Linked DNA regions of Mus musculus: region 2 is linked to region 1. Evidence: chromatin loops called from intact Hi-C (ENCODE). Cell type or tissue: heart. All regions are shown on one strand. Each heading gives the region's core, and the rest is flanking DNA. Links, peaks and the distances in the headings are about the cores only. Region 1 has its middle 25 kb from the start of Slc2a10. Region 2 has its middle 14 kb from the start of 1810021M19Rik.

Region 1 (12,157 bases), core at 1,380-9,379:
TCGGGACAAAAGCCCAAATCCTTGGCATGACAGTGCTTCCAGAAGGTTCTGAGTCCTCCCTGTTTTCCCAACAACCCACATGATGTCATATGATGTATGTGTGTGTGTACATGTGTGAGTGTGTGCATGTGCGAGTGTGTGTGTGTGTGTGTGTGTGTGTAATTGCAGGCACCATGCTAGCCTTTTGTGTAGGTACTCAAGATCTGAACTCTGGCCCTCAAGTTTGTGTGGCAAGTGCTTCACTGACTTAGACACTTCCCTTGTCCCCACATTAGTCCCCAGTTGGCTCCTCGGGAGCTCTGGCTGTCACCTCAGGCCTTTGCACTTTGGTTGCTCCTTGCTGACTTGTTTCCTCCTTGACCCAGACTATAACTCTCGTGGGAGTGGGTGTGGCCCATCCGGCACTGCAAAACCAGCTTCAACAGAGAGGATGGACCACACAGTGTCTGTCACTCACTCCCAGCATCCTTCACACCCCCATAACTGTAATTAGGGAACAACGTCCCCCGTACCTCTGCTTCTTCTGTGTGGCCAGTGATGGCAATGTACCAGTCACTCTCAGCCTCTCGGCCTCGGCTGTAGCTGTGGCCAGGTGGTCTAGTCAGGAATTTGTCCTCTGGGTGCGAAGGATTATTGGAAAAACCACAGGGTTCCAGAGGGCTTCCGTGCTGTCAACACTGGGGGCTCTCTGTCAGTGTGACAGCCATCAAGTGGATGTGGCCTCTGGCTGGCAGCACAGCTGATGACCAGCTGAGTGAACATTAGTCAGTGTCTTCGGAGCTATTTGAGAAGGGCCGGCTGGGGACTGTGTTCCAGAGTGGCTTCTCCCTGTGGGGGGCTGCTGTGCAGTCTAGGTTGAACCCACTCAACACAGCAGTGGTCACAGTGACACTGAGGCCATTATCACAGACTTCCAGGTAGGAAGTCCAGCCCCTCCGTCACAATAGCTGCACCTTGGGGACTTGGGAGCCACAGCAGGTGGGGGCAGCTGGTGCAGAGTAGAGCACTGAGTCTCCTCAGAACTGAGGGAATGGCACCAAAGAATCATACCCCAGGTTTGTCCTCTAAATGCCCCTGGTCCCCAGCCCAAGCCATTTCCTGCCACTTGTTCACAAGAACAAATGAACAGGCTCTGCATACTCTCCCCAAACCTGGGTGCCAGCAGCTTGACCCCTTATTCCTGCAGTCCAGCAACAACTTTATTGAAATCCTACTATGAACCAAACTGCTGGACAAGGACACAGCAGGGTCATGCTGCCTGCACCTATACCAACACACTCATACTCTGGTACAACCAGCAGGGAACAGATGCCAAGAGCAGGGACAAAGGAACTTGGTTTTGTCAGGAGCCATGAAGACCAGGACAGCCTGGCTGCTGGCAGAGAACAGTGTAGGAGTAGTCTGTCAACCTTACTAACGGGTAACAGTGTAGCGGTAGTCTGTCAACTGAGCTGACAGGGAACAGTGTAGCAGTAGTCTGGAACAGTGTAGCCCGGTAGTATGTTAACTGCTTTGTGCTTCCAATGGGTTTTTCCTGTGCACCTGCCCAAGAGCTATCTGGATTCAAGAGTGAAACACACACACACACACACACACACACACACACACACACACACCAGTTAACTTTAAATATACCTTGACTAGCTCACAGAAGGGGCAGTTCTAATCCTCTGCCCGGCTCGTGTACCTTTCCCTCCAGTACTCCTGGCTCCACACCTGGCTCGAGGCTCGGTGTGGATTGGTCTGTTGGGAGGAGGTGGGATATCCTGATCTGTGGTCCAAAGGGCTGGGTTCCAGCACACCAAGGTTTGGGGTACCCAAACCCCAGGATTCCAGATGTCTGCACTACTAGAAAGATAGTTCTCTGCCCTGGCTCTGTTGTGCATTCTCCGTCAAAAGCCAGGCCTTCAGTCCATCTTGGGTCCCTATGTATATAGCCTTTAGGCTGCTGATTTCCATTACTGAGCTGACCAGCTGGGAAGTTGGATATGAAACCAAACTGTCAGTGTGTGAGCGTCGTTTAGAAAGGAGGAAATGTAACAAATATGAAATAACTGCGTGTTGCACGAAGTCTGGTCAGTACTTGACTCTGTGACTTGTGTGTGCATGTGTGTGCACCCATAAACACTGAGTTCCAGGGGTATTTCATTTCCTATGGTCTCAGGATGCCAAAGCCCTGCACTAGGTCACCTGTCTGGGCCTTCCCATGGAACTGGCTCTGCATCCAACGTCATCACCCCCAGGACCAGACAGTGTAACAGCACACCCAAAAGCAGGGTGGAAATTGAATCAGGGAGTATGTTCCACGCAGACATCGCCTACGGTTTTTATTATTCCCAATATGCAGAAACCACATTAAGGCTGAATTCCAAAAGCTGGAACATGGCGAGGCAGCTTGGTATTTCCTGGAGATCTGTCTTCACCCTGGCAGGAAACAGTCCCCCCTTCCCCCTGCCCTCCCCCCACCTCACTCCACCTGGGGAGAGTGGCTTCCTGGCCCCCTTCATTCCAGGGGTCCCCCGATGTTCTAATACAACCATTCCTTCAGTCATTCCTGGTCATTCACCGAATGTCCATTTCCTGAGTGCCTGTGATGGCCCCGACAGCAGCTGATGATGCGGAGACCCTGCCATCTCTGAAGCACTGGGGTGGGGAAGGGGTGGGTATGAAGGTAGACCTGTGGCAGCTTCCGGTGGTGATGGGGCTTGGAATAAGATGACAGAGGGGAGGGGAGAGGGGCAGGAAGGGGAGGTGGTAAGGGCATAGTGGTCAGGTGACCTCCTTCAGCAGTGATAACCAGCCTGAGACCCGGGTGAGCGGAAAGAATCAGAGGAAGAGGGCCCAGCCAGTGCAAAGGCCCTGTGGTATCCCTCAGGCTTTGTACTGGCCTTGCCCACCTTCCAACCTTCATGACATGGTAGAGAGTTTTGTAGTGAGAGAATCCAATGCCCCAGCTCCCTCTTCATCTGTGACCTTTGAGACATCTGTCAATCCTTTCAATGGCCTGTTTTTATCCCCATTTTCTGGATGCAGAAATGGAAACTGGGGGGTGGTTGGGGGGGTTCACCCAGGATCAGATGTCCTCCATGGTGCTAGGGCCAGAGGTTAATCTGAACTGTGATTAAGACAGCCGGATGGGCTGTAGTAGATTTCTGCCAGTAACAGCTGCTTCACCCCCTACTCAATCACAGAGCCTTGTATTTATTCCGTTGCCTGTTCTGAGCACCCTGAGGCAGTGTGAACCTCCAAGCTGTACTCCAGCGCAGTGTCCATTCACTGAGTGATCTCACCGATGCAGAGTTCCCGACCATGTGTCAGTCCCACGTCAGGCACCAAGCTTCAGCAGCAAGCAGGTCGGCCCTTGAGGCTGGCATAGCCAGAGAAGCCACAGTCAAACACTGGGCGGGCATGTTGGGATCCGGCTACAGTGCTGGGCAGAGGGTGAGATGAGTTGTAGCCCCACCCCACCCCAGAAGTGTTAGTGACATCTTCCTCAAGGCTGACTCCGCCCCATCCTCTAAGTGTCAACTTAGTGGGAAGCTGTCCCCAGCCTGTTCAGATGAGTGCCTTCGCCTGGCTGCCCACCCTGTAAATGCTTTGCTTCCTCTAAGCTTCAGGCCTCTGCTCTGTCATATCCTTCACGCAGGTACAAATACCAAGCCCACGCAGAACCCACATCCACACCTGGCTTTCTGCCTGCCGGCACACTGCATACACAGGGCCCGACCGACCGTGCTGCCCTCTTTGCCGCATCAGCCCTCAAGGACTTCAGTCTCTTCGTTCTCTGTCATGTTGTAGCAGCCAAAGAAATACGTGGTGCACAGTAGCTGCTGAATGAATGTTCATGTGTGTGAGCATGTATACACACACACACACACACACACACACACACACACCCTGTTAAAGAGCTTACCAAAAGGGAATGCTTTAAATGATACTGGAGGAGCCAATGAGATAGTCCCATGAGCAAAGACACTTGCTGGCAAGCCCAGTGACCTGAGTTCGATGCCAGTATCCACATGGTAGGAGGACACTGACTCCTACAAGGCGTCCTGTGATGGCCACAGACACGTGTGATTGCAGATGGGTAGGTAGGTAGGTAGATAGGTGGGTTATAGGTGGGTTGGTGGGTGGGTGGGAGGATGGATGGATAGATAGAAGATAGAGATAGATAGATAGATAGATAGATAGATAGATAGATAGATAGATAGATAGATAGATAGATAGATAGGCAGACTGACTGACCGACTTGAAACACTTCTGAGGCCTCTGGTTGGAAGGTGTGTCTGCTCTCCCGCTTCCTCCCCTGTCGGCTCCCTTCCTTGTTCTTGACTGTATAGTATAAATGTTTCTACCGCAGCCAGGAATTACTTTTGCAACATGAAGGAGTAAACAAGTAACGAGTTATAAAGGTGCCCCGCCCAGCTCTGCCTGTTCCCACCAGACCATCCTCCCTGTTAGAAGCCCAGGTTGTCAGCAGCCCTGTCCCTTCCTCACAGGCTGCCGTCGGGGGTGGGGTGGGCCTTGCCATCCTGCTGAGTTCTCCCCATCCATGGCACATCTGCCCAGAAGCAGAGAAGGGAGCAGGTGTCTCAGACCTTCCTGCCTCTCTCCCTCTGTCTCCTCTCAACCCCAGCAGGGTCTTCCCGCAAAGCAGTCCAGGGGCCTTCCTGACTGGACCTCCCCAGACTCCTTGCTGGTGCCCCTCTGGTCTCCACCTTCTCCTCCTCTGAGGAGCTCTCCCGGGGGGTTCTCTCAGAAACGCCATCCTGGGTAAAGTCAGTGATGGTCTGGTCTGTCCTGGCAGCTGAGGCAAAGACCTTACCTCCGAGTTTGTCAGATCTCCACAGTGGGCACAGCCAAGTTAACTCCTGTGGGCTGATGAGGTACACCCCACTTTACAGCCATCATTAGGTGCTATATGAAGGGCTTGTGGCTCACAGGCAAAGTTATGATGTGACAAACCTAGGCTGTATAGTGTGTGTACCGGGAGGTTACACCTGTGTCAAGAAACTATTGTCAACAGATTCAACTCCAGAAAGGACAGGACAAAGCATACACTGCTCCTCTGCTGAACAACCCTCGGAAGCCAATATTTTTAGGGATTTCTTTGTTTTCGTTTGTTTGTTTTGTTGGGTTTTCGAAATAGGGTTTCTCTGTGTAGTACAGGCTGTCTTGGAACTCACTCTGTAGACCAGGCTGGCCTCGAATCAGAGATCCACCTGCCTCCCGAGTGCTGGAATTAAAGGCGTGCACCACTACCGCCCGGCTCCTTGCAAGATGAATTTTTTCTTTCTTTCTGCTTTTGCATGTTTTCCTCATTTTCTTGAAGGTGCCCTGTTCCCTTTTAAGGAAAAGCTGTAACGAGGAAACACAAAGGTGCACTTGCGCCCTCTGCTGGTCATGCTGTAGAACTGCAGTACAGCGTTTGCCTGGTGGGGAACAGAGGCAGGGGAGCAGGTTTCCTTCCACCAGAAGCAGACTACAAGAGGGACCATGACAGATCTTCACCCCCAAATACTTCACATCACCCTTATTCTTCTTACACTCTGTTGAAGCCCCTAAGTATATGCCCCAGAAACTCCATTCCCATCTTAGGAGCCAGGAGATACCTGGGTAAATCCCAGTCAACATGGCTCCTTGGGGCTGCATGTCTTCAGATATGCCACCTACCTGCTTTGTGTCTCAGGCTCTCACCATACAAGGCAACGTTAGGCAGGGGTTCTCATCTGAGCACCAGTGACATTGTGGGAAGTGTTCTTCATCCTGTGTGCCTGTCAGGGGCAAACCTGACCCCAACCATCAAGTTACTTTCGTTGATACTTCATAGGTGTGACTTTGCTACTGTCATGAATTGTAACGAAAATATCCGTGTTTTCTGATGGGTCTTTGGTGACCCCTGTGAAAGGGTCCTTCGACCCCAAATGCGGTTGCAACCTATAGTTTCAGTGATTGGTGGGGAAGGGCTCAGCCGATGGTCTGTGGGGAGGGGCTCTCCTGACCTGGTGGTCCTGGGTTCCATAAGAAAGCAGGTTGAGCAAGCCATGAGGAATAAGCCAGTATGCAGTACCCCTCCGTGGCCTCTGCATCAGCTCCTGCTTGCAGGTTTCTGCCCTGAATGAGTTCCTGACCTCTCTGTTCTTAATGATGAAGTATTCTATGGAACTGTGAGTGAAATAAGCCTATTGGTCATGGTGTTTTATCACAGCAATAGAACCCTAAGAGGGACCCTGAGTTTCTCTCTCCTACTTACACCCCACCCATGCCACCACTGCCTTCACAGAGCACCCCCCCCCAGCATTCCTCCTGCTGGAGGGTCCCACTGTGAAGGATCTCTGGGGAACTCCTTTCACTGGCCTGCTGAGTCTGTTGTGGTTGGCATTGTCTCTGCCCCCCCCCCCCCCCCAGCAAGGGGACCAGTCTCCAATTAACATAGAAAAATAAGAACAGAAAGGGCCAGAGGCTTTGTGGAAGAGGAAAAGAGGAGATGAGATTGTGGTAAACGCATGCAGGTGAGGGTGGGATGGGGTGACCTCAGCAGAGCAGGGCTCTGGCATCCCCCAAAGGGGTCAGAGACAGCTGAAAAAACTAACACCTGCCCCACTCCCTGGCCACTGGGCTTCCTGCATTTGTGTTTAGAAAAGGATTAGAGCACAGCTTAGTCTCCAGGGCCTCGCAGGCAGGCACAGAGTAGAGAGAAGATCTGGGTCCTGCTACAGTCGGGCCTCCTTGCTTCTCGGGGAGAAAGTTTCCTGGGGTTTTTGTTTTTTTGCTTGTTTGTTTTAAGGTTTATTAATTTTATGTATGTAAGTACACTGTCGTCGCTGTCTTCAGACACACCAGAAGAAGGCATCAGATCTCATTACAAATAGTTGTGAGCCACCATGTGTTTGTTGTGAATTGAACTCAGGACCTCTGGAAGAACAACCAGTGCTCTTAACCGCTGAGCCATCTCTCCAGCCCGAGAAAGAATTTTCTATCACCAAAGCCTAGATCCTGGGGACCAGAGGTTAGGACAGAGGGTGTGTCACCTGATGTCTAAGGAGGGGAGGGTGACCCTCAGATATGAGATCATCTCTACTGAGGCCAGGGGCTGTGATAAAATCCTCATGACGTGACTGGGAGTGTGTCTCAATGGTAAAGCGTTGCCTCGAATCTGCAAGGTCCTGGGTTCAATACCTGGGACTGCAATCAATCAATCAATCAACCAACCAACCAATCAATCAGTAATTAAAATACAGTAAAAATAAATGAATAAGGGCTAAAAGATGGCTTGGTTGGTAAAATACTTGCTTCAGAAGTTTGAAGATCCAAGTTCAAACCCAGAACCTATGTAAAAAGTGAAGTGCACGCTTAAAATCCCACTCTTGGGCAGCAGGGACAGGAGGATGCCAGCCAGTCTGGCCTAAGTAATGAGCTCCAGGTCAATGAGAGATCCTGTCTCAAAGGTAGTAGACAGCATTCTAAGTATGATACCTAGGTGTTCCTCTAGCCTCCACATACATGCACATACACACACACACACACACACACACACACACACACTAAAATAGGTGCATTAACACCCTTCCTGATAACACTTTGCAATAGCAGCCTCTAGCTGCCCATTTGTTCATCTGGAGGGTGATGTAGAGCACCCACTGCGTGCCTATTTGGTGACTACCTACTGTGTGCCCAGTTCTCCTCTTGGTGGTAGAAAATCAGTGCTGTGACACAGCAGCTGTGAGGGTGCAGGGCAATGAGGCCTCATCCCTTGCTGGTAGTGCTGTAACCCAGAGCTACTCCTCCAGCTCCTCTGAGGAACAGCGAACACTTTCTTGCCAGAACTTTCTTAGCTTAAGTGCCCACTTAACTGGGTAACTTCGAATTCCACCTCAGGTGTGCAACCCAGAAATAACTGTCCCCGGGTCTACTCAAAGAGTGATCACCGCTTGTTTGTCATTACCTTGAACTGAAACTGCCCCCACCTCCACTGTCACCACAGTGTCCCTCAGCTGGGGAAAGGGAACCTTGCAACAGTACGTCCTCGGCAATCAAGGGGAACCTGGGGCAGATAGACCACTGGACAGGACTGCAGCTCACGGGGGCTCTGCTAGGTGAAGGGAGGCAGTGTCAAAACCCCACAGACTGTGTGGTCCATTTCTACAACCTTCTAGAAAAAGCAAAATCAGAGTGAGACCAGGACAAATCACCCAGAGAGGGGACGAGATGGGGCGGGGGGAGGGGCAGTGAAGCTTGAGCCCCACTCTGCTAAGAGATGCTATCTCTTTCTATTTGTAACTACATAGTGTGTGTGTGTGTGTGTCTCTGTGTGTGTGTCTCTGTGTGTGTGTGTACATGCGCACGCACTCGCACAAGCACCACAGTGTACTCGTGGAAGTCAGAGGATTGAGCTCAGGTCAGAGCTTGGCAGCAAGTGACCTTACTGAGCCTTCCCGCTGGCCCACTGTTCCCAAAAGCATGTACTTGCTCTGTGCTCACGGGTACAGTACAGAGCTCCGCAGCTCATCTCCGGAAGGCCCCTCTTGTGTTTTAATCTCGGTGACATTTGGGGCTTTCTCCTTCTCTCTCTCTCTTTTCCTCCTTGTAGTTCTGACTATAGAAAAACAAAACAAAACAAAACAAAACAAAACAAAACAAAACAAAACAAAACAAAACTGAACTCCAGCTTCCAGTGACCTCTGAAAGACCCATGAGTCTCACTAGCACAGTCCCATGGAGCCCTGTCCTGGGGTCCCTTGTGTGGCTGAGGATACAGGCCTGGTTCTCAGCTGTCACCAGACCTGGGGAACATTCAGAAGAGGAGACTTGACATGAGTAGCAAGGGTGCCAGACTGGATTTAGATGGTACAAAGACTCCCTCATCAATGGTTGCTGCTTAGAAAGCGGGTTCACAGGTACCTGGTGTGGCCTCTTGTGTCCGTGTGGTGTAATAACATCTCGGGTGTTTCAGATCAGAACTAAGGTTGTGTCCCCAGGAATCTGAACACTGCACCTCAGTTCTGATATCATGCTTTTCTTCAGAAAAATACACATATTTTTAAGAACTATTCCTGGATCCATTATTACTGGCTCTGACCTTGTCCCTCCTAAGTTAGTCTCGTTAGCCGGCATGCAGAGGGTAGAAGGCTCACTGGCAATGAGGGATAAACTGGGACCTCAGGAGGTTGTTCCCAGGGGAGAATACCAGGGGAGGATGGTGTCTAAGTTGCATAGCTGGTCCTGTTACTGCATAGTTCACAAAGGCTCTCGGGACTGCTGCATTGTGTGAGTTAGGGAATGAAGAGGGAAGTGCAGGTGTTTCCTGTGCTGGGTTGGTGCAGGCAGGAGAGGACAGCCGCCCGGAGGACCAGACAGACAGAGACTGTGAAGAACGAGGACTCGTGTCTAAGCACACGTGGGCCGGGAAGTGGGGGCACCAACATGTGTGAATGGAGCCTCATCCTGTTTCCCGTTTGGCTGAAACCCAAGGTCCAGGAAAGCTCACTGGGTGGCCAAGATCCTTCCCTGCATCCATGTTAGAATCACAGAGAGAATGGTAAGATGGATAGATGTAGAGAAGGGGGAGGGAGGAAGGGAGGGACAAAGGGAGGGAGGGACAGAGACAGATGAATGGATGGGTGGATGGAGGGAGAGATGGACAGGTTGAGGGATGGATGGATAGATGGAGGAAGAGAGAGAAAGAAGGGATGGATGGGTGAATGATGGATGGAGGGATGGATGGACAGATGGATGGATGGATGGACGGATGGACAGATGGATGGACAGAGGGACAGATGGATGGCTTTGAGAGCCTTAGCTCAGCGCTGCCCTGCAGAGGCTGGAAACTTTGGGGTCTTCCAAAAGCACTCAGGGTGCTACATGTCCCTGTCACCCATACCTCCAGCTCAAAGGTGCAGAGACATCCCTACTCTTTATTAAAGCCAAGGATGAGGGGACTGTGCCCCTTCACAGGTCAGCACCCGTGAGGTAAGTGTGGGGGACATTGCTTGAGGACACTGGGGATGGGGTCCCACACTGATACTGTCCAGTGCTTATTCCCAGTTCTGTTTTACCAGCACACTACCCCACACATATGTGTTCTTATAGACAAGCTATTTGGCACTGTGGTGGTTTGAATATGTTTGGCCCAGGGAGTAGCTGTTGGTATTTGGTGGGGTGGCCTTGATGGAGTAGGTGTGTCACTGTGGGAGTGAATTTAAGACTCTGTCCTAACTGCCTGGAATCCAGTCTTCTTCTGTTTGCCTTCAGAACAAGACATAGATCTCTTGACTCCTGCACCATGCCTGCCTGGATGCTGCCATGTCCCTGCCTTGATGATAATGGACTGAACCTCTGAACCTGTAAGCCAGCCCCAATTAAATGTTGTCCTTTATAAAAGTTGCCTTGGTTATGTTATTTCTTCACAGCAGTAAAACCCTAAGACCGACACCTTGAAGGACGGTTGGCAGACATTTCCAGTGTGCCTGCTCACCATGAGTGAGGAGCTATTGGCCAAGCAGCCTCTAGACCCTCCTGTAATGGTTTTCAATGTTCTCTGACCACTCTAGGACAACTCCACTCAAGCTGCAAAGACCACTGTCACCACAGTTCCTGATGAAGCCACAAGTCCTGTGTTTAGAGACCTCCCTCTAGTCCTGACTGCTCCAGGCAAATTGTGCTGGCTTTGAACAACTCTGCTCACTGTAGAAGAGTCTCAGTGGATTCCAGATCAACCTGCTCACCCTGTAGCTGGCCCCACTCGGGACAGGCATATTGTATCTCTCTAGAGACTCAACAAAATGCCTGTGATTGGTTCAATGTGGAGCTCTTGTCTTAGGGATTCTATTGCTGCAATGAACCACCATGACCAAAGCAACTTGGGGAAGAAAGGGTTTATTTGGGTTACACTTCCACATCATGGTCCATCATCCAAGGAAACCACGGTAGGAGATTAAGACAGGAACCTGGAGACAGGGACTGAAGGAGAGGCCATGGAGGACACTGCTTCCTGCCTTGCTCCTCATGGCTTGCCCAGCCTTCTCTCTTATACAACCCAAGGCCACCTGCCCAGTAATGGCACTGCCCATGTGGGCTGGCTCCTCTCATGTCAATCATCAACCAAGACCATACCCACAGACTTGCCTACAGTCCAATCTTCTGGGGGCATTTTCTCTTCCCAGATATGTCTCGGTTTATATCAGGTTGACAAACCAAGCAGATAAGAAACCCAAGCAGGACAGCAGTGGGTGGCGCATCTATTCGTCGGGTAGAAGGGACGCCATGCATAATCAAAGCTGTGATTGGTGGAGTTCAAATCCTCCCACTTCCCCTTTCTGGCTTTGTAAGCAGCCTGTTTCTCCGTCTCCTTGGACCAGGAGGCTTCTTGTCTGTGCCCTACCTGCCTAGTATTGCAACATCTGGCCCAATAAAGGCTTCTCTCAAGAGGGCTTTTATCTATCTTTGGTATTTACCATTGGCGGAGCGTGCTGAGCTAGGGACTAGGGAATGAATCAAAACCCAAGACTTCTGGTTCTCTAAGGAAACTGCTAAGAGTGCCAAAGAGTGAGGGAGAAGATACAAGGACCAAGGGGCAAACTGTAGCAGAAGTATCCAGAAGGTGAGAGTCTGTGGCCAGACAGTGGCTTTGGAGGGGAACAGCTGTGGAGTTCTGAGGGTAAAATCCCAAAGCTACAGGACTACAAACCCGATTCCCAGAGAAACAAAGGGTACCAGTGGCTGAAGAGCCAAGGCTCAAGGGCTGTTGCTTTGGTGGCTGATTCTACTCCAGGCCCAGAGCAGTAAACACCTAGATTTGAAAGCTTAGATTTACCAAGTCTCTGGCTCTTAAGATACAAACGTCTGTCTTGGAAGTCCATCTTCCAAAACAGGGACAGGGCTGTTCATGCTGAGAGCCACAGGGGTGGTGGGTCACATACATAATCTTAGCGCTTGGAAGGCTGAGGCAGGAGAAATTGCCAAGTAGTTCCAGACTAGTCTGGGCTACAGGGAGTAAGGTCTTGTCTGGCAAGGAGGGAGTGTGGTGGAGAGGGAGGGAGGAGGTTTAGTTTACCCACAGTTTCTATCCAGATAGGAGAAAAGAATCTGGCCGTGTAAACCAACCGGTGCTCAGAAAATCCTAAGTGTTAGAGACGAGAGCTGCTCAGCCTCTGCAGCA
Region 2 (12,157 bases), core at 1,502-9,501, 370 kb before region 1:
GCTAAGCTGTAAGTGTGGTTTAACAAGCAGGCAGCCCCCAGACCTTACCTTTTTGTTTGTTTGTTTGTTTGTTTGTGTTTGTTGGTTTAATGTATGTGAGTGTTTCGCCTGCATATATGTATGGATGTGTATGACACACAATCCTGGTGTCTAAGGAAATCAGAGGAAGACCTCAGATCCCCCAGAACTGGAGTTACAGAGAGTTGTAAGCCTTCCCTGTCTGCTGAAAATCAAATCTGGATCTTCTGCAAGAGCAACAGATACAGGGCTGTAGAGAGGGCTCAGCAGCTAAAGCATTCGCTGGTCACTCAGAGGACATAGGTTCGATTCCTAGCACCAACATCCTAACCCTCTGCTGCACAGGAATGGCCTTGTGTGGAAATAGAGTCTTTATAGAAGTAATTAAGTTAAAATGGGACTGGATGGGTCCTACCCGATGGAAACACCTCTTTTGTATATTTATTTGTAGTATTTACTTTTACTCGTGTGGGATTGAGTGTGGATGGGCACATCTCCCATCCGAGTGCTAACCAGGCCTGACCCTACTTAGCTGACAAGATCAGACACATTCATTGTGTTGTGTGTGTGGCATTAGGTAATGTTTACCTGTAGGTGCCTAGCATCGGATCCCCAGGAGCTGCTGTGGGTTCTGGGAACTGAATGCAGACAGGAAGAGCTGCAAGCTCCTTAGTTGGTCATGTGTCTCTAGATGAGATGAAAGCTATAGAAGCTGGACCAAGCTGTTGCCTTTCAGAAGCCTGCGTTCTGGCGAGTGGCAATGGCCTGCTAGCTGTCAACTGCTGCTGAGCAGGAGGCAGTGACAATGATGGGAGTGGGGGCCTCTCAGAGGGGACAGCTGAGCCCAGACCGGGATGAGACACGCAGGGAGGTTTGGAGGTGCCTGGGGAACTGCATTCAACCTGGGCAGGGGTTGGGTGGGTACCTCCTGGGGTCTGTGGCAGTGTCTAGAGAGCCTGGGAGTGGACTTTGCTTTCAACTCAAACTGTGGCAAAGAGTGCCCCTCAACACCATGTCTAGGGTGTCTTCAGCCATAGAGCAGCCCCACACTTAGGGTCCTTGGGATATGTACCCCTCAGCTATAGAGAGAAGGGGAGACCTCACCCCACTCCACCCCTACCCCCCAGCCTTTGTATGACTCTCCTTGGAACTGTGGGGATGGGGAGGGCCCAGTACTGGGACTGTGCCCTGAAAGGAAACTGGAATAAGGCCACAGAGTGTCACAGAGAGGAAAACAGGAGACCAGCTCAGGCCAGTTTCCAGAGCTCCATGCTAGCCCTGTGCTGCGGCACATGCCTGCAATCCCTGCAAATGAAGGCAGGTGGGAGGGTCAGGTCAAGCTCATCCTCAGCTACACAGCAAGTCAGAGGCCAGCCTGGGCTACATGAGCTCTTGTCCCACAAAAGGAAACAAATATACAAACCCACTAAGCCTTTGGAAGCTGAAGAGATGCCTCCAGGAAAGGACCTACTGTTCTCGCAGAGGTCCTGAGTTCGACTCCCACCATCCACTCAGGTAGCTCACAACTGCTCGTGATGCCAGCTCTGGGGAATCTGACGCCCTCTTCTGGCCTCCACAGGCATCTGCACTCACTTCATATAGATATACACTCGCAAAAATCTTTTAGCTAGACCTGGTGATGTACATTCTTTTGATAAATCTTAAAAAAGAAAACAGGCCCCCAATGCTAGGGATGTAGCTTGCTTGGTAGAGTCCTTAGCTATTGTAGCCTCAGCTCTGATTTTCATCCTAGCACGTTCGAGTAGGAGCAGAAGGATCAGTAACTGCAGGGGATTTGGCACTGCCTCTGGGCACCCACCCGGGTGGCATAGACACATAGATAGATCTAAACAAACAAACAAACAAAAACAAGTTAGTTTTTTTTTTTTTAATTAAAAATGAGTGTAGGCAGGTGCAGATAAGTTCGAGGCCAGCCTGGTCTACAAAGTGAGTTCCAGGACAATGAGGGCTACACAGAGAAACCCTGTCTCAACAAAACAAAACAAAACAAAACCACAAAACCAAACCAAACCAAACAAAACAAAATGGGGGACTGGTGAGATGGCTCAGTGGTTATGAGCACTGACTGCTTTTCCAGAGGTCCTGAGTTCAATTCCCAGCAACCACATGGTGGCTCACAACCTTCTGTAGGGGGGATCTGATGCCCTCTTCAGGCAGGCAGATGTATATGCAGCAGAGTATTCATACATTAAATAAACAAAAAAAAAATTAAAACAAAACAAAACAACAAAGAAATCAAGAAAAAAAAAAAAAGAACAGAGCTCTGACTCATAGCTTATAAGGGAAGCCTGGTAGATCTACTGTGGGCTGAGGCCTGGTAGACCTACTGTGGGCTGATGAGCCATAATGAACATGGATAGGTGGGATTCTTTCTGCAAGGTATCTATAGCTACCTTAGGAGCCTGGGAGGCCCAGGACAGCCAAGAGCTGGGGTGTGGCCCAGTTGGTAGAGTGTTTGCCTAGCATGGGCACAGCTCTGGGTGTCCAGGTCCAGTTTTTTTTTTTGTTTTTTTTTTTTTAAAGATTTATTTATTTATTATATGTAAGTACACTGTAGCTGTCTTCAGACACTCCAGAAGAGGGCGTCAGATCTCGTTACGGATGGTTGTGAGCCACCATGTGGTTGCTGGGATTTGAACTTCGGACCTTCGGAAGAGCAGTCGGGTGCTCTTACCCACTGAGCCATCTCACCAGCCCCAGGTCCAGTTTTGAATGCACTGGGTTTGATGGAGAGTTTCCATCATCTTAGCACTTGGGAGGTGGAAGTGAAAGGGTTGAAGTTCAAAGTTATCCTTGGCTATGGCTGCTGTGATGGTTTGTATATATTTGGCCCAGGAAGTGGCACTATTAGAAGGTGTGGCCCTGTTGGAGTAGGTGTGTGTGTCACTGTGGGCATGGGCTTTAAGACCCTCATCCTAGCTGCCTGGAAGCCAATGCTCTGCAAAGGCAATATTCTGCTAGCAGCCTTCAGATGAAGATGTAGAACTCTCAGCTCCTCCTGCACCATGCCTGCCTGGATGCTGCCATGATAATGGACCGAACCTCTGAACCTGTAAGCCAGCCCCAGTTAAATGTTGTCCTTATAAGAGTTGCCTTGGTCATGGTGTCTGTTCACAGCAGTAAAACCCAAACTGAGACAGTACTGTAAGCAAATTCCACATCACCCTGAGCTCCATAGTGAGACCCTGTTTCAAAAACTTTAAAGCCAGCACTTGACTTAGGAGCAGATGCTGACTCTGTGAGTTTGAGGCCTTCTACATCCTTTTTTTTTTTTTCTTTTGAGATAGAGTTTCTCTGTATAGCCCTGGCTGTCCTGGAACTCACTCTGTAGACCAGGCTGGCCTCAAACTTAGAAATCTGCCTGCCTCTGCCTCCCGAGTGCTGGGATTAAAGGCATGCGCCACCACGCCCGGTTCTACATCCCTCTTGATCTGTAGGTAGCAGAAGGTAGCAGAAGGGTGTAGCTTGAGCATTGGAGACCTCAAAGCCGGCCCCCACAGTACACACTTCCTCCAAGGAGGTCACAATTTCTCCAACAAGGCCACACCTCCTAAAAGTGCCACTTCCTTTGGGCCAAGCACTCAAAACACATTTGACTATTGGGGAGTGCCAAACCTATTCACACCCTGTCACAGCCAACCAAAACAAGAACAATAAAGATAAGACACAAGCTGGGCGTGGTGGTGCACGCCTTTAATCCCAGCACTCGGGAGGTAGAGGCAGGTGGATTTCTGAGTTCGAGGCCAGCCTGGTCTACAAAGTGAGTTCCAGGACATCCAGGGCTATACAGAGAAACTCTGTCTCGAAAAAAAACAAAGGCGGGGGGGGGGAGGGGGAGACACAAAGTCAGCCAGCATAGTCGAGGTGACTCTGAAGTAGGCACTAGGTTTCCCTAAGTCTTTGACCATCATCTCCAAGAGCAGGCTATAGCTTACTGCCTACAAAAATCAGTCGTAAGGCTGTCATCTAATTGACTGTACCCAGTTGCTAGAAGGAAGTTCTCCTAAAGCTGTCTGCAGGCTGTGCTCTGTACCCTAGGTTCCCAGCTTGTGATCAGCTGTCACCTGTGCTGGGGTGGACACTTGGTGATGCAGAGATCCACCTGCCTCTGCCTCTGAGTGCTGGGATGAGAGGCAAACTACCGCCCTGTCATGAGACTTTTTAAAAGTTATTTCTACTCCTGTATGTAACCCCAATAAAGCCCATGGGTTGACCAAGTGGGACTTGGTATTTTGGTCTGTCATGGGTTTCCTGTCTGGAGTGAGTAGATGTGTTGTAACTCCCCAGGAAAAGTTTTGTCACACAACAGTTTGTAGGGGACTACTTATTTTATAGTCACATCTCGTATAGACTGGAAGCATGTCATCAGGAGAGACCCAGACACGATTCAGATAGTTTATTTCTAGATCTTCCAGTGGAATGGCAAGTCCTCAGTTTTCCTCTTCTGTAAGATGGGTTCAGCAGAATTCAGGAGAAGATGCCAGGCTGTGGTGGTGCTCCACTTTAATCCTAGCATTCTGGAGGCAAAGGCAGATCTCTGAGTTCCAGGCCAGCCTGGTCTACAGAGTGAGTTCCAAGACAGCCAGGGTCTCACAGAGGAAACCCTGTCTTTTGTGTCAACTTGACCCAGGCTAGAGTCATCAGAGAAAAAGGAGCCTCATTTGAGGAAATGCCTCTATGAGACCCAGCTGTAAGGCGTTTTCTCAATTAGTAATCAATTGGAGAGGGCCAGCCCATTGTGGGTGGTGCCATCCCCGGGCTGGTGATCCTAGGTGACTGAGCAGGCTGAGCAAGGCGTGAGAAGGTAAACCAAAAAGCAGCACCATCCATGGCTCCCACGGCAGCTCTTGCCTCCAGGCTCCTACCCGGCTTGATTTCCTGTCCTAAAGTGTAAGCCGAATAAACCCTTTCCTCCACAACTTGCGTTTTGGTCATGGTGTTTGTTGCAGCAATAAAAACCCTAAGCGAGACGGTACCCAGGAAATGCAAATCCAGGACCAGGAGGGAAGGATGGTTAGTGTATAGAGTGGTGTGGGTCATTTTCTTGAATGTCTCGCCCTCTCGGAAGCAGAGGAGACAAGCAACTCTGGTAAGCAGAAGGCTTCATTGCAGGGTAGGGTTTGATGGGCCCAGAGAGGAAGTAGAGCTGCAGTAAATGTGGGGTGGACTGGCCCAACTAGCCTTTTTATCTGAGATTCCCTGGTGTCTGATTTCAGGAGGGAGGAGGCCTGGGCTGGGACCAGAGGCGTCACGGTGTGCCACTGCTCCTGAGGCTGCTCAACAGTGGAAAGGGACAAGGACAGAGAGGCCTAGAGTCTACAGACCGGCCCCTCCATCCCTGCGGGTACTTTCACGTTTCTGTCAGTTTTGTGCATGTTATCCGGGGGTTTCTCTGGGCTCCGCAGTCGCTCCTTTGAGTTGCAGCCAGTTCTCCGGTGGCCCACATCCTAGCGCCTCTGATCCCAGCTCTCTAAGCATTCCCGGTCTTGTTTTGTATACAGAGGGCAGCAGCTGCCTTTGGTAACACTGGCGCCCCACCCCCACCCCCACCCTCCGCGTTCTCCCTCCTTCCATACGACTCACTTCTGCTTCTTTTGAACAGAGAAGCCAAGGAATTGGGAATCCTAAAGTTTGTTCATTCAGTCATTGCCATTCACAAGATTTTATTTGTTTGTTTGTTTTGTCTTTTGAGATATCACCCTGTGGCACTGGATAGCCTGGAATTCCCTAGGCAGCCCCTGCTAGCTTCTCTTTTTCCTGGATGTGTGCCACCCAATTGGTTTATCAGACTTTTTACTGTATTTCTTTGTATGTCAGGAGTGGTGGCCACAGCATATTTGGAGAGGTTAGAGATAAACTCCTCCCCTTTCACCACGTGGTCCCAGACACCAGGTTTGTAGCGCATGCTCCACCCCGACTTTTTAAAGGACCTTCTATGTGCCAGAGAGATACAACATTGAGCCAGGCATTAAATGAGAAACCAGTTGTAAGAATTTATAAGTTTTTTTCCTTCCTTTTTTTCCCGGAGACAGAGTTTCTCTGTGTAGCCCTGGCTATCCTGGAACTTGCTCTTTAGACCTGGCTGGCCTCGAACTCACAGATACTCTCCTGCCTCTGCCTCTTGAGTGCTGGGATTTAAGGCGTATGCCACCATCGCCTGGCTCTTTTTTTCCTTTTCTTTTCCACGTTTTATTTTGAATGAACGGGTGTTTTGCCTGCCTTGCAAAAGTGTCTGTGGACCACTTTGTGTGCCTGGTGCCTGTAGAGGCCATTAGAGGGCGTTGGATCCCCTGCATCTGCAGTTACAGACAGCTGTGAGCAGTTTTGTGAGTGCTGGCACTCAAATCCCTTGGGTTGTATTGGGGATACCCTGAGCTGTATCCCAGCCCAGAACTTCATCTTAGCTGTTAGACATCACCAAGTGTTAATTTATGATTATCATTAATGCCAAGGGGACAGTTAGCAGTCCAGTCATCAGATTGACTGAGGGGGACTTCCCTCAAGTCATGAAATTGTGTTGGTTTTTGAAGGCTGCATAATGGCGCTATGTAAGCACCTTGACAAGAAGAAATGTAATCCAGTCAGTGGTCTGGGAGGTGCTCTTGCCCCACTAACTCACAAGGCCAGAGAAGTTAGTTCCAGGAGAGAGATCTGAATCCAGACAGCCCAGCTCCAGAGCCTTCTGGGTTGCCCTGAGCCCAGAGCTAGGCGCTAGAGTGGAAGAGGGAATCTTGCAGGCCTCCAAAGTCTGGAAGAAGAATTTGAGACGGACGCCCGAGAACAAAGGGAGACCTTTTAGGGGTTTTGGAGATGGGGGGTGGGGACGGGGAAGTGACCTGGTCAGAATTGAAATTTCAAAAGCTCCCAGTAGCTGGAGGGTGTGGGGGATGGGAAGAGTCAGGGCCTGGAGGCTGATGGGAGACTGCTCCCTCCTACCCAGAGAACAGATAGCTGAGGCCTTAGGGCGGGTGTTCCTCTGCCCATGGAGCTACGCAGTCGCAGGAGCCAGGGGTGGAAGATGTCGGGAAGGTACGTGTCACAGGACTGGGGACTGACGGTTGTGGAGCTGAGATCAAGGGTCATGTTTAGGGGCTTGCATAACTGGGTGTAGGGGACATGGATGTGTTCTGCGGGGACCTGGGTGGGAGAGGCTCTGATTTTGTGATCAAGTTGCTCGCCGTGGTCTCCATTTTGTCGGTGTGTGTTTGGTGTTGCTTGGTTTTCTGATGGCCTCTCGCACGTGACTTTGGGTCCTCTTCCCATAGGATCTGTTTCTTGGAGTTTTAGAGAAGGAGAGGGTTTTCTGTGCATTTTTTTTCTTATAAATGTCTTTTTCACACCCTGGTGCTAGTAGTGATGGAACGCAGACCCTGGAGCACGCTAGGCAAGCGCTCCACTCGGTGAAGTGCCTTCCTTTTGCAGGTAGAAGAGGTTCTTAATTTTGGTTCCTGCTGTCACCCACCTGCTCTCGATCAGAGATAGTAAAATCAGCCTCTTAGGCCGGTTAGGACCATTCATATGCAAAATGTGCAAGAGTTAATCCCAGTTTTTAGGAGGTTTAGGGTGGAAGACCGTAGGTGAGAGATGGTAACAGCCTGGGCTACACTGTTTTAAAAAAAAAGTATATATATATATATATATATATATATAGAAAGAGAGAGAGAGAGAGAGAGAGGTTGCTGAGATGGCTTTGTGGGTAAAGGTGCTTGCTGCCAAGCTTGGTAGCCTGAGTTCAATCCCAGGGCTCCCATGGTAGGAGAGCACTGACTACCACAAATTGTCCTTTGGTTTTCTCATAAGGGAGAGCGCATAGGCACAGGCACATGTGTGGGCTCACTCACGTGCGCACGCGTGCACACACACACAAACACACACACACAGACACACAGACACACACACACATATATATATGTATATATATATATATATATATATATATATATATATATATGAGCATGCATGCACTCACAAACACAAAACACGTGTACACAACAAAAGACAAAATGTAAATAAATAAACCATTTGTGGTGAAATTCCAACCCTTAAGGGAGAAGGAATTGTGGATCTAGACTTGTTTTAGATACATAGTTAAAAAAAAAAACCACCTCACAACAGGTGTGCTGACACATACCTTTAAGCCTCCAGAGGCAGAGGCAGATGAATCTCTGATTTTAGGCCAGCCTGGTCTACAGAGTGAGTTCCAGGATGGACAGGGCTACAAAGAGAAACCCTGGCTCAACAAAAACAAAAAACAAAACAAACAAAAAAAGGTGATTGGTACTTGGTAACGCCTTCAGTAAAGACAAGCTGTCCTTAAAGGAAAGGAAGATGGTAGCGTCGTTGTCACGGCAAGGCGCTTGCCTCAATCCCCAGCAAGCCACATGAAGTCACCATATTCACTGACAAGAGAGCACTTAAGAGGTTTTCGAGTTTTTACTTGGATCTACAGACCTTGAAACTCTTGGTGTGTGGGATACTCCAGGTCTATAGTAGTGTTTATGAATGACCAAGTTCCTGCCCCAGAAAGCAAACCCAGCGGGAAAATTTAAAAGTTGCTAAGGGGAGAAAAGTTGCACTGGGAAGAAAATAGAACTGTCTGTGGTGTGATCCCAGAGGGCTCCCAGGAGGAGGTGGCATTTGGCCTCCGGAGCTGAAGCAGGAGCTTCAGATGAAAGCTTTGGATGTGATGGGAACTATTTGCTGTAGTAGGCTGTAGATCTGTTTGGAGGACCTCAAAAAAGCCCCAAGTGACGGGAGTGACTTGCATTGACAAACAGTTCAGGGAGAGGTAGTGGGCATACGTGAGAGATTATATGGTTCACAGTTGTCTCTGAGCCAGAGGGTGCCATGTCTGACCCACCGGACAGACATCTTGCATGAAAACTTTATTGAAGAAGAAAAGAGGCTGTTCATGGACAAGTATTGATTGATTGATTGATTAGTTACTACGCCCCAGGCCTGTGCCAGCACTGGGAAGAAAGGCAGCCAGAGATACAAAGTCCTTGCTTTTGTATAGATTCAAAGTAAGTGCGGAGAGAATGCTGGGTTCTGGAGGTAAATGAGTTGTCTCAGGAAGCCGGAACCCAAGTCATGTGAGTGTGGTCCTGAGGGGACTACTCAGGCCTAAGGTGGGGGTCCTCCTGAGAAGCCTGAGCTGAGTAAGGAGACCGGAAGGTGCTGGCATAGAGCTGAACATAGAGCTGGGGTGGGGTGGGGAGTGTGGGTAAAATCTAAAACAGCGTAATGTGCGAGCAGCAAGTATTTCAACTGCCGAGCTCAGGGAAATGTCTTAGATGCTGTGGGGTCATTTGACCCTGCAGGTCCCTGACCTCCTATGGACACACGCCAGCAGCCCAAAATTATTACAAGTGGGATGCGTTTCTCCAGCCCTGAGACCGTTTTTCACACAGCCCAGGCTGGCCTTGAACTCGCTTAACCTTGGGTCAACTTGACCGGCTCCTCCTTCCTCCAATCAGAGTGAAGGGAGCGCAGGTGCGCTCGGCCTCACCTCACTCTGAGCCCTGGTTCTCTGCTGAGAGGGGATCTCGCTCTGTAGCCCAGGCCTTCCAGCCGTCGCCCTCTTGCTTAATTCTCCTGAGGAACCGGAAGCACCATCCAGCCCGCTGGTTGCCTAGGAGTTTTGAGCAAGCAGGTGATCTGTCACCTTGTGGGTAGGATCCCGATGACTGCCATGTTTTCTTCCTGGGATCTGCTGCTCCCAGGTTCCCTAAGGGAGAGTGAGGGGGCAGAGCTGGTAGAAGGGACAAATGGTTCCCCGGGGGAGCAAGGCACCCGGGCCTACTGAAGCCATGCAGGTGGTGGAACACGGGAGCCTGAGGCTTGCCTACTGCTGCCTTGAAGACTGAGGGTTAAAGTAGCAGGGTAGAGTTTGGCGCAGTCAGTTAGGGGGGATATTGAACCAGAGCTGCTGCCTGCCAGCCAGGAAGAAACTGGTATGCCTTGCTCAACCTCAGGTCCCAATAATAACTAGGCACTCTGAGAAATAGCAGTGGCCAAGGCCATGTGTTTCACGCCATAGGTTTCTGGAACCAGGAAGTCTTTCCTGGTGGGAAACAGGTAGGAAGGGCTCTCAGGATTGGAGCTCTGAGTTCTTGTTCATCAGAAGGACCCTGTGAGGACTGGGGAACCCAGCCTGGTAGCATCTCAGCGTAGAAGAACCATCCGGCTCCCTGGAAGCTGAGAAGCAGAAAAGGGATCAGAGGCAGGGGGCCTCACTGAGGGTCATCTGTTCTCAGGAGCACAGGGAGCTGTGGGGGTCCCCAGAGGACAGCAAGGCAGTGGCCATGTTGGAGCACTTCTCCATGCTTGGCTTGGGGCAGAGAGATGTTTGCTTTCTGGTGTCTGTCTCATTCTCCTGAAAACTCTATGATCCTTGTGCGTATGAATCGTGGACATGGACATTATCTGGGGTCCTGCAGCTGGGCAGGAAGAGCCGGAGCCTGGCCTGAGAAGGAGCTTAGTTCCTGGGTCGGCATCGCCATCTCTCTCTCTCCCTTTTCCCCCTCCCTCTTTTTCTTCCTTCTTTCGCAGGGTCTCACATGTCCCAGGCTAGCCTTGAACTCACAGTGTAGCCAGGATGACTTTGAACACCCGATTCCCCCCCACCCCCGCCCCGAATCCATCTCCTAAGTGCTGGGATCACAAGCCTTTAACACCACATCTGGTTTCTGTAGTGCTGTGGGTAGGACCTTTGCACGTGCCGGGCAGGGTAGCTCTCCCATTCTCGGTCCCATCCCTTTTATTTATCTTTTGTGGGATTTCCGTTGGCAGTGGAATCAGGGATGATTTAGACTGGACGTGGAGGAGCGTGGGGAGGGAAGGAAGGAATGTTCTGGGATGCTTTGAGTCACGGATGCGGATGGTCCACATAGTGATCAAGATGCCCTTAGACAGCAACTCACCGACTGACAGAGAAGCTGCTAAGCTCAGGCCTGGCTTAGGCTTTTGTATGTGTTTTTGTGACCATTTTCAGCTCCAGTGTCCCTGAGCTTAGACACAGTCCTACCTTTCTGGAGCAGACCCCCCCCCCCCCCCCCCCCCCCCCCCCCCCGCTCCTGCTCCTCTGTACTGTGGTCTGCCTCCTTTCGAAGTTTTAGCTTGTGTGTAGATTTCTTCTTGCAAGTGAAAGGAATAGCGTGTAGCAGCAGGCCTGGAGCTAAGCAGCTAAGCACGCTGGGGCATGTCTATCCTCTGCTGTGCATAACTCAGGAGCCCCTGAGGGGCCCCAGCAGGGGTGAGGTTAGAGACCTGGGCTGTTAGAATCTTCTCTGGCTAAGGGGTGAAATTGTTACATGAATAGGTTTGTTTTGTTTTGTTTTGTTTTGTTATTGAGATAGAGTTTCTCTGCATAGCCCTGGCTATCCTGGAACTCACTCTGTAGACCAGGCTGGCCTCAAATTCACCCACCTGCCTCGGCCTCCCAAGTGCTGGGATTAAAGGTTTGCACCACCACCTGCCAGGCTACATAGAAAGGGTTTTGTTTGTTTGTTTTGCTTTTTGTTTTTGTTTGTTTGTTTTTTGTTTTCCAAGATAGGGTTTCTCTGTGTAGCCCTGGCCCCCCTGGAGTTCACTCTGTAGACCAGGCTGGCCTTGAACTCAGAAATCCGCCTGCCTCTACCTCCCAAGTGCTGGGATTAAAGGCGTGTGCCACCACGGGTCCGGCTTGTTTTGTTTTGTTTTTTTAAAGATTTATTTATTTTATGCATATGAATACACTGTAGCTGTATAGATAGTTGCTGGGAATTGAACTCAGGACCTCTGCTTGCTCTGGCTCCACTTGCTCCAACCCAAAAGATTTACTTATTATTATATGTAAGTACACTGTAGCTGTCTTTAGACACACCGGAGGAGGACGTCAGATCTCATTATGGGTGGTTGTGAGCCACCATGAGATTGCTGGGATTTGAACTCAGGACCTTCGGAAGAGCAGTCAGTGCTCTTACCCGCTGAGCCATCTCTCCAGTCCCCATAGAAAGGGTTTTTTTGTTTGTTTGTTTGTTTGTTTTTTTTTTTTTGTTTTTGTTTTTTTGGTTTTTTGAGACAGGGTTTCTCTGTGTAGCCCTGGCTGTCCTGGAACTCACTCTGTAGACCAGGCTGG

Evidence for each region. A loop is a pair of places that touch in the nucleus more often than their neighbours do. Peaks named below come from ENCODE experiments on the same cell type or tissue, not always from the same donor. Only the 100,000 strongest peaks of a DNase experiment are listed, where the experiment ranks them.
Region 2: a loop joins it to region 1, with 3 times the contacts of the local background. A loop is called at or near these places in 12 of 42 quality-filtered maps.

Annotation. Positions count from the first base shown.
Region 1 is chr2:165,522,555-165,534,711 of GRCm38, reverse strand. No RefSeq gene overlaps it. Among named protein-coding and RNA genes, the nearest start is that of Slc2a10, 25 kb to the right of the region's middle. In heart, for the core only: CTCF peaks have their summits at 5,402 (motif pointing left) and 8,916; no DNase peak of the experiment used is centred there; H3K27me3 peaks cover 2,354 bases.
Region 2 is chr2:165,893,827-165,905,983 of GRCm38, reverse strand. It overlaps a transcript of Zmynd8 not described here. Among named protein-coding and RNA genes, the nearest start is that of 1810021M19Rik, 14 kb to the right of the region's middle. In heart, for the core only: a CTCF peak has its summit at 5,517; no DNase peak of the experiment used is centred there; H3K4me3 peaks cover 2,523 bases; H3K27ac peaks cover 4,255 bases.